Linked DNA regions of Homo sapiens: region 2 is linked to region 1. A link is an interaction called in ENCODE POLR2A ChIA-PET data of the cell type or tissue named here. Cell type or tissue: GM12878. All regions are shown on one strand. Links, peaks and the distances in the headings refer to the core of each region. The heading gives the core; the rest is flanking DNA. Region 1 overlaps TTC9C (tetratricopeptide repeat domain 9C). Region 2 overlaps PLCB3 (phospholipase C beta 3).

Region 1 (4,385 bases), core at 125-4,124:
TGTCTCACTCTGTTGCTCAGGCTGGAGTGCAGTGGCGTGATCTCAGCTCACTGCAACCTTTGCCTTCCAGGTTCAAGCGATTCTCCTGCCTCAGCCTTCCAAGTAGCTGGGATCACAGGCACCTGCCACCATGCCTGGCTAATTTTGGTATTTTTAGTAGAGACGGGGTTTTGCCATGTTGGCCAGGCTGGTCTCGAGCTCCTGACCTCAGGTGAGCCACCCACCTCGGCCTCCCAAAGTGCTGGGATTATGGGTGTGAGCCACCATGCCCTTCCCAAACTGGCCCTTTTATACACTTAATGTCCAAAGTACATTTCCACCTTCACACTTTTGTAGGCTGTCTTTCCAGCTAGAATGCCCTGTCCCTTGAATGACACTTATCCAGATTTGGACTCAAAAGTTGCTTCCTTAGAGAAGCCTTCTGTAGCTGGTGCAGTGGCTCACAACTGTAATCCCAACACCTTGGTAGGCCGAGGAGTTCAAGACCAGCCTGGGAAATGTGGCGCAACCCGGTCTCTACAAAAAATACAAAAATTAGCCAGGCATGGTTGTGCTTGCCGGTAGTCCCAGCTATTCTGGAAACTGAGGTGGGCCAATGTCTTGAGCATGGGAGGCCGGGGCTGCAGTGAGCCAAGATTGGGCCACTGCCCTCCAGCCTGGGTGACAGAGCAAGTAAGACTCTGTCCCCCGATTCCTCCCACCAAAAAGCCTTCCAGAAGCAAACAGCACTCTGACTTCATTCATTCTCTGTCCCGACATAGTTTTATTTTTCTTAAAGCACTTTTTTTTTTTTTGAGACAGAGTCTTGCTCTGTCGCCCAGGCTGGAGTGCAGTGGCGTGATCTCACCGCAAGCTCTGCCTCCCAGGTTCATGCCGTTCTGCCCCAACCTCCCGAATAGCTGGGACTACAGGCGCCCACCACCACGCCCAGCTAATTTTTTTTTTGTATTTTTAGTAGAGACGGGGTCTCACCTTGTTAGCCAGGATGGTCTCCATCTCCTGACCTAGTGATCCTCCCGCCTTGGCCTCCCAAAGTGCTGGGATTACAGGTGTGAGCCACCGCGCCTGGTCAGCACTTTTTTTTTTTTTTTTTTTTTTTTTGAGACCAAGTCTCACTCTGTCGCCCAGGCTGGCGTCAGTGGCGCAATTCTGGCTCACTGCAAGCTCTGCCTCCTGGGTTCACACCATTCCCCTGCCTCAGTCTCCCGAGTAGCTGGGACTACAGGCGCCCGCCACCACGCCTGGCTAATTTTTTGTATTTTTAGTAGAGACGGGGTTTTACCGTGTTAGCCAGGATGGTCTCGATCTCCTGACCTCATGATCTGCCTGCCTCAGCCTCCCAAAGTGCTGGCATTACAGGCGTGAGCCACTGCGTCCAGCCTCTTAAAGCACTTTTAAAAATTAATTTACTTGGGCCGGGCATGGTGGCTCATGTCTGTAATCCCAGCACTTTGGGAGGCCGAGGTGGGCGGATCACCTGAGGTCAGGAGTTCAAGACCAGCCTGACCAACATGGAGAAACCCATCTGCACTAAAAATACAAAAAAATTAGCCAGGCGTGGTGGTGCATGCCTGTAATCGCATCTACTAGGGAGGCTGAGGCAGGAGAATTGCTTGAACCTGGGAGGCGGAGGTTGTGGTGAACCAAGATCGCGCCATTGCACACTCCAGCCTGGGCAACAAGAGCAAAACTCCGTCTCAAAAAAAAAAAAAATTAATTTACTTGGGCCAGGTGCGGTGGCTCACGCCTGTAATCCCAGCCCTTTGGGAGCCCATGACAGGCAGATCACGAGGTCAGGAGATGGAGACCATCCTGGCTGATATGGTGAAACTCCATCTCTATTAAAAATATTTTAAAAATTAGCTGGGTGTGGTGGCAGGTGCCTGTAGTCCCAGCTACTTGGGAAGCTGAGGCAAGAGAATCGCTTGAACCTGGGATGTGGAGGTTGCAGTCAGCCAAGATCGTACCAGTGCACTCCAGCCTGGGCAACAGAGGGAGACTCTGTCTAAAAACAAACAAACAAAAAATTCATTTACTTGTTTCTTCTGTATTCCTCCACTTTTTTTTTTTTTTTTTGACCACTTGGTGGGGATGTTGTAGAAGGGATACAGACATCAGCACAGGCCCTTTAATGTGCTCATCACTGCTGATTCTTGATCTTTCTCAGCACCATGATTTAATAATACTATGTTTAATTCCCACAGTTGTGAAATAGGGAGTGTTTCCCTTCTTAATCATAAAAAGGCAGAACATTGACCTGAATTGCCTGAATTGACTCCTCTGCAGGTTTGTATTTCAAGGTCCCATTAAGTCATCCAAGAGAATAGTGAAGTTATATGCTGTATTGTTACTGAGAATGATGATTTTGGAGTTAGACAACACTTCATTCAAATTTCATATTCCACCTAGAACCTGTAAGATCTTAGACAAGTTATTTGTCTGAGTCTTGATTTCTTCATCCACTAAATGAAGATAGTAACACCTATTTAATAGTGTAGATGCGAAGATTAAACAAGACAGTGTATATCAAGCACATAGCACAGCGCTTGCCATTTCCTGACAATTAATGGCAACCATTATTAACAAAGCTGCAGTACAAGAACTGTGGTGAAATGGGGGATTCAGGACATAGAGCCTCAGGTAGAAGAGATACAATGAAGGTTAGTTTGTTTTTTAAAAAATTGTAATTTATCTAATTTTTTTTTTTTAAGATGGAGTCTTGCTCCATAACCCAGGCTGGAGTGCAGTGGTACAATCTCGGCTCACTGCATATCTAATTTTATATAAAAAATTAATGGGGCCGGGCACAGTGACTCACGCCTGTAATCCCAGCACTTTGGGAGGCAGAGGCAGGTGGATCACAAGGTCAGGAGTTCGAGACCAGCTTGACCAACATGGTGAAACCCCGTCTGTACTAAAAATACAAAAATTAGCCAGGCATGGTGGTGAGCGCCTATAATCCCAGTTACTCAGGAGGCTGAGGCAGAAGAATCACTTGAACCTGGGAGGCAGAGGTTGCGATGAGCCAAGATCACGCTACTGCACTCCAGCCTGCACGACAGAGCGAGACCTCCATCTCAAAAAATAATAATAATAATGAGGGGGCTGGGCAGGGTGGTTCACGTCTATAATCCCAGTACATTGGGAGGCTGAGGCCAGCGAATCACCTGAGGTCAGGAGTTCAAGACAAGCCTGGCCAACATGGCGAAAACCCATCTCTACAAAAATACAAAAATTAGCCGGGCATGGTGATGTGTGCCTGTAATCCCAGCTACTCGGGAAGCTGAGGCAGGAGAATCACTTGAACCCAGGAGGCGGAGGTTGCCGTGAGCTGAGATCGCGCCATTGCACTCCAGCCTGGGCGACAGAGCGAGACTCCATCTCAAAAAAAAAAATAGGGTCTCACCTGGGCATAGTGGCTCATGCCTATAATCCCAGTACTTTGGGAGGCCAAGGTGGACAGATCACTTGAGGTCAGGAGTTTGAGAACAGCCTGGCCAACATGGTGAAACCCCATCTCTACTGAAAACACAAAAATTAGCTGGACATGGGTAATCCCAGCTACTCGGGAGGCTGAGGCAGAAGAATTGGTTGAACCTGGAGGTTGCAGTGAGCCAAGATCATGCCACTGCACTCCAGCCTAGCTGATGAGTGAGACTCTGTCTTAAAAAAATAATAAAAAAAGAATACATTTGTTATTCGGAATACACTTCTTATAACACTGCAGTGAATACTCTGCCAAAAAAAAGGGACAGGGGAGGGTCTCACTATGTTGCCCAGGCTGGTCTTGAACTCCTGGGCTCAAGCAAATCTCCTACCTCAGCCTCCCAAAGTGCTAGGATTACAGCATGAGCCACCATGCTCAGCCGAGTTTTAAATAAATTTTAAAGTATGTTCTTACCAGCTTTATAGCCAAGCCTAACTGGCTACTAAATATGTAGCAGAAAATCAGTAAATATTGAAGTAGATTACAAGATATATGAATTTTTTGTTTTGTTTTGAGACAAAGTTTCACTCTTGTTCCCCAGGCTAGAGTGCAATGGCACGATCTCGGCTCACCGAAACCTCCGTCTCCCAGGTCCAAGCGATTCTCTTGCCTCACCCTCCCGAGTAGCTGGGATTACAGGCATGCGCCACCACACCTGGCTAATTTTTATTTTCAGTAGAGACGGGGTTTCTCCATGTTGTCAGGCTGATCTCGAACTCCCGACCTCAGGTGATCCACCCGTCTCGGCCTCCCAAAGTGCTGGGATTACAGGCATGAGCCACTGCACCTGGCCGATATGTGAAGCTTTTATTCACTGCTGCATCCCCAGTGTGTAGAAGAGTGTCTGGCATATGGGAGACACTTTAGCATTTGTTGACTGAATGTTGTTACCACCCTG
Region 2 (4,385 bases), core at 87-4,086, 1.5 Mb after region 1:
TCCTGCCTCAGCCTCCCAAGTAGCTGGGATTACAGGCATTCGCCACCACGCCCGGCTAATTTTGTATTTTTAGTAGAGATGGGGTTTCTCCATGTTGGTCAGGCTGGTCTCAAACTCTCAACCTCAGGTGATCCGCCTGCCTCGCCCTCCCAAAGTGCTGGGATTATAGGCATGAGCCACCTCGCCCAGCCTGCAGGGTGCTTTTAAGAGGCTGGAAGGGGGTTGGGTGCGGTGACTCATGCCTGTAATCCCAGAACTTTGGGAGGCTGAAGCAGGCAGATTACTTGAGCCCACGTTTTGAGACCAGTCTGGGCAACATAGCATGACCCCATCTCTACAAATAATTTTTAAAAAATTAGCTGGGCATAGTGGCGCATGCCTGTGGTCCTAGCTGCTTGGGAGGGTGAGGTGGGAGTATCGCTTGGTTCTGGGAAGGTTGAGGCAGGAGTAAGCTGTGATTGCACCACTGCACTCCAGCCTGGGTGACAGAGTGAGAGACCCTTTTCTAAAAAAAAAAATTAAATAAATAATAAAAAAGCAGAAAGGAAGCTGGTGCGGCAGGGTGCAGAGTGCTGGAGATAGGTGCCTGCTAAGAGAGGGAGAGCAAGGCAGGGCTAAGCCCAGGGGCCTAGAGGCACTTGGATTCATCCTGGGTGTGAGGAAGAGGCTTTTTGGAGGGTGAAGCAGAAGAGGTGATGTGACCTGATATGATATGTTTTTAGAAGGATGATGCCAGGTGCTCTATAGAGATTGGATTGAGGCCAGGCACAGTGGTTCACACCTGTAATCCCAGAACTTTGAAAGGCTGAGGCGTGTGGATCACCTGAGGTCAGGAGTTCGAGACCAGCCTGGCCAACATGGTGAAACCCCATCTCTACTAAAAATACAAAAATTAGCCAGGCATGGTGGTGGGCAACTGTAATCCCAGCTACTCGGGAGGCTGAGGCAGGAGAATCGCTTGAACCAGGGAGGCGGAGGTTGCAGTGAACCGAGGTTGTGCCACTGCACTCCAGCCTGGGTGACAGAGCGAGGTTCCGTCTCAAAAAAAAAAAAAAAAGAGATTGGATTGGAGGCAGGGAGGGCTGGAGTCTTCCACACAGGAGGTGGTGTGAGCTGTGCCAGGGCTGAGGTGGGTGGAGGGAGTGAGGAGAGGGAGGGATTGTTGAGGCAGTGGGGAGCTATAGTGAGTCTCAGGGATGACTCCCCCCAGCTCACGCTGGTGGGATGGACAGGTGGTGGGTATCCATCTGAGAGATGGAGAGCCCTCTGCAAATCCAGCATGTCCTGGTTCCAGGTGGGGCCGGGGTGGTGAGGAGCTGGGCTGGTGGGCGGCCTCGGTGACAGAGCCTCGCCGCCCCAGCGGGGCAGCTGGCTGGGACCTCGTCGGTGGAGATGTACCGCCAGGCACTACTATGGGGCTGCCGCTGCGTGGAGCTGGACGTGTGGAAGGGACGGCCGCCTGAGGAGGAACCCTTCATTACCCACGGCTTCACCATGACCACAGAGGTGCCTCTGCGCGACGTGCTGGAGGCCATTGCCGAGACTGCCTTCAAGACCTCGCCCTACCCCGTCATCCTCTCCTTCGAGAACCATGTGGACTCGTGAGTGAGCCCCTGGCATGAAACCCCATGGACCGGGGGACAGTCTTCCAGCTTCAGTGCTGTTGGACTGCTCAGGGACCTCCAACCCTGCGAACGGCCACTGACATGTCCCGTAGACCTCAGCTTCCTCTCTGGGGGAGGGATCTCTGACCTCTGACCTCGGTTCCGCAGGGCAAAGCAACAGGCAAAGATGGCTGAGTACTGCCGCTCCATCTTTGGAGACGCGCTACTCATCGAGCCTCTGGACAAGTACCCGGTACGGGAGCTCGGAGCGAGGGGGGTGGCATGGGGGCCAGGGTGCTGCGGACCCGGTCCAGGGCCCTGACTCGTCCATGCCTGCCCAGCTGGCCCCAGGCGTTCCCCTGCCCAGCCCCCAGGACCTGATGGGCCGTATCCTGGTGAAGAACAAGAAGCGGCACCGACCCAGCGCAGGTGGCCCAGACAGCGCCGGGCGCAAGCGGCCCCTGGAGCAGAGCAATTCTGCCCTGAGCGAGAGCTCCGCGGCCACCGAGCCCTCCTCCCCGCAGCTGGGTAGGCCCCAGCCCGGCCCGCCACCCTGACTTGACCCTAGCCTCTGGCCTCATGCTCCAGGCGCCGTGACACTTCATCCCAGACCCCCAGCCCACCCTCCTGCCTCGCTGTGCGCCTGTTCCCACAACCGGCCTGTCTCCTCACCACCTGTCGGCTGGTGTGGGGCCTCTGACCCCTGACCTCAGGTGCACGTCTCACCCAGCTGCACCCCAACTCCTGACTCCCAACCTCAGCCTCTCACCTCTCAGAGCCTTCCCACAACCCGGTGATGGCTCTGAAGGCTGACCTCTGACCTCAGTAAACCACATCCCACACTGGGTGTGACCTCAGACCCCTAAGCCCGCATTGAGTTCACCTGCCCAGTTGGTTATCATTTCAGCTGACCTCTGACCTCTCACCCCTGACTGTTCACCTCACTATGCCCCCTCCTTAGACATGGCTCTGACTTACCCCTGACCTGTAACCTCTCTATGTCATCCCTTACCCCGCTATTAGGGCTGTGGTATGCTACTTCCTGACTTCTCACCCCACTGAACCACCCTATCTGCCTCCCTGCTGAATATCACTGCAGACCTTTACCTTTGACCTATGACCCCTCTCAACCCATACTGGGTTAATACCATCTGACCTCGACCTCTTGGCCTCTCCCCAAGCCACACTGCCCTGAGAGTACCCCTTGAATTCCCCACTGAGTCACCTCGGCACACACTGGGAAAAACCCCTCCAGACTTCCTAAGCAGCTGTGTGGTCCTGACCCCTCACCCTGTGGCCCTGTCCTCTGCAGGGTCTCCCAGCTCTGACAGCTGCCCAGGCCTGAGCAATGGGGAGGAGGTAGGGCTTGAGAAGCCCAGCCTGGAGCCTCAGAAGTCTCTGGGTGACGAGGGCCTGAACCGAGGCCCCTATGTTCTTGGACCTGCTGACCGTGAGGATGAGGAGGAAGATGAGGAAGAGGAGGAACAGACAGACCCCAAAAAGCCAACTACAGATGAGGTCAGGCCCACAGGGTGGGCAGGTCGGGGAGGTAGCATCTATTTACCTCCCAGGGGGCTGGGTCTGACCATCAACAAGACTGACATCACCCCTGCCTCCTGGGGCTCAGTGTGGGTGTGAGTGAAGGTGGGAGGAGGGCTCTTCAGTCATCAGGCATGGAAACAAGCATACAGTTCTGCTGGTGATGTGGCCTGGGAGGTGCGAGTTAGGGTACAGAACTGGCAGAGGATAGGGAGTCTACCCTGGGCAGGGAGGTGGGGCAGGGAGACCTCAGGAAGGGGGACAGCATGTACAAAGGTCCTGGGGCAGGGCCAGGGGGTGCAGGAGCGGGGAGCATTGTCATGGGGAGCATTGAGTAGCTGTGAGGAATGGTACAGAAAAAATCAGTCTGAGCTGGGCGTGGTGGCTCACACCTGTGATCCCAGCTACTCGGGAGGCTGAGGCATGAGAATCCCTTGAACCTGGGAGGTGGAGGTTGCAGTGAGCTGAGATTGCACCATTGCACTCCAACGTGGGCTAAAAAGGGAGACACTATCTCAAAAAAAAAAAAAAAAAAAAAAGACATCATTGCTATAAAGACAATTACTGGAGCAATTAGTGAAATTTAAAGATGGACTACATATTAGATAATATGTTAATGTTTTGTTTCCTGAATTTAATTATTGTATTGGAGTTATAGAAGAGAATGTCCATATATGCTGAAGTATTTATGGGTAAAGGGTCATGATGTCTATAATTTACTCCCAAATGATTCAGTAAAAGTAATGATAATTATAACACCTATATGGGCCAGGCGAGGTGGCTCATGCCTGTAATCCCAGCACTTTGGGAGGCTGAGGTGGGCGAGTCACCTGAGGTTGGGAGGTTCCAGACCAGCCTGGCCAACATGGTGAAACCCCATCTCTACTAAAAATACATAAATTAGCCGGGCAAGGTGGCGGGCGCCTGTAATCCCAGCTACTTGGGAGGCTGAGGCAGGAAAATTGCTTGAGCTGGGTGGTGTCCAGGGCGCATCAGTGAGACCCCGGGGAGAAGACTGTCGGCACCACCAGCAGTGTGTATATAGTGCTGGGAAGAGGGTCAGCACCTCCTTCATGGGGGGCAGGTGAGGGAATGGCCAGCTGTGGCGGGAATGGCACTGCTGACCCTGGGTTGGGGCCCACAGGGCACAGCCAGCAGCGAGGTGAATGCCACTGAGGAGATGTCCACGCTTGTCAACTACATCGAACCTGTCAAGTTCAAGTCCTTTGAGGCTGCTCGAAG

Evidence for each region. ChIA-PET counts read pairs that join two places held together with the same protein. Peaks named below come from ENCODE experiments on the same cell type or tissue, not always from the same donor. Only the 100,000 strongest peaks of a DNase experiment are listed, where the experiment ranks them.
Region 2: POLR2A ChIA-PET joins it to region 1 with 7 read pairs; 3 of 35 experiments call an interaction of 5 or more read pairs at or near these places.

The regions. Positions count from the first base shown.
Region 1 is chr11:62,730,914-62,735,298 of GRCh38, forward strand. All of the region lies in intron 1 of TTC9C (tetratricopeptide repeat domain 9C), which reads left to right. Among named protein-coding and RNA genes, the nearest start is that of TTC9C, 4.6 kb to the left of the region's middle. In GM12878, for the core only: a CTCF peak has its summit at 2,103; no DNase peak of the experiment used is centred there.
Region 2 is chr11:64,257,113-64,261,497 of GRCh38, forward strand. It overlaps PLCB3 (phospholipase C beta 3), which reads left to right. Exons shown (of 31, transcript NM_000932.5): 11 at 1,361-1,601; 12 at 1,773-1,857; 13 at 1,946-2,132; 14 at 2,917-3,122; 15 at 4,288-4,384. Among named protein-coding and RNA genes, the nearest start is that of PLCB3, 7.8 kb to the left of the region's middle. RefSeq lists enhancers at 2,740-2,789, 2,830-2,929. In GM12878, for the core only: no CTCF peak of the experiment used is centred there; no DNase peak of the experiment used is centred there; H3K27ac peaks cover 1,005 bases.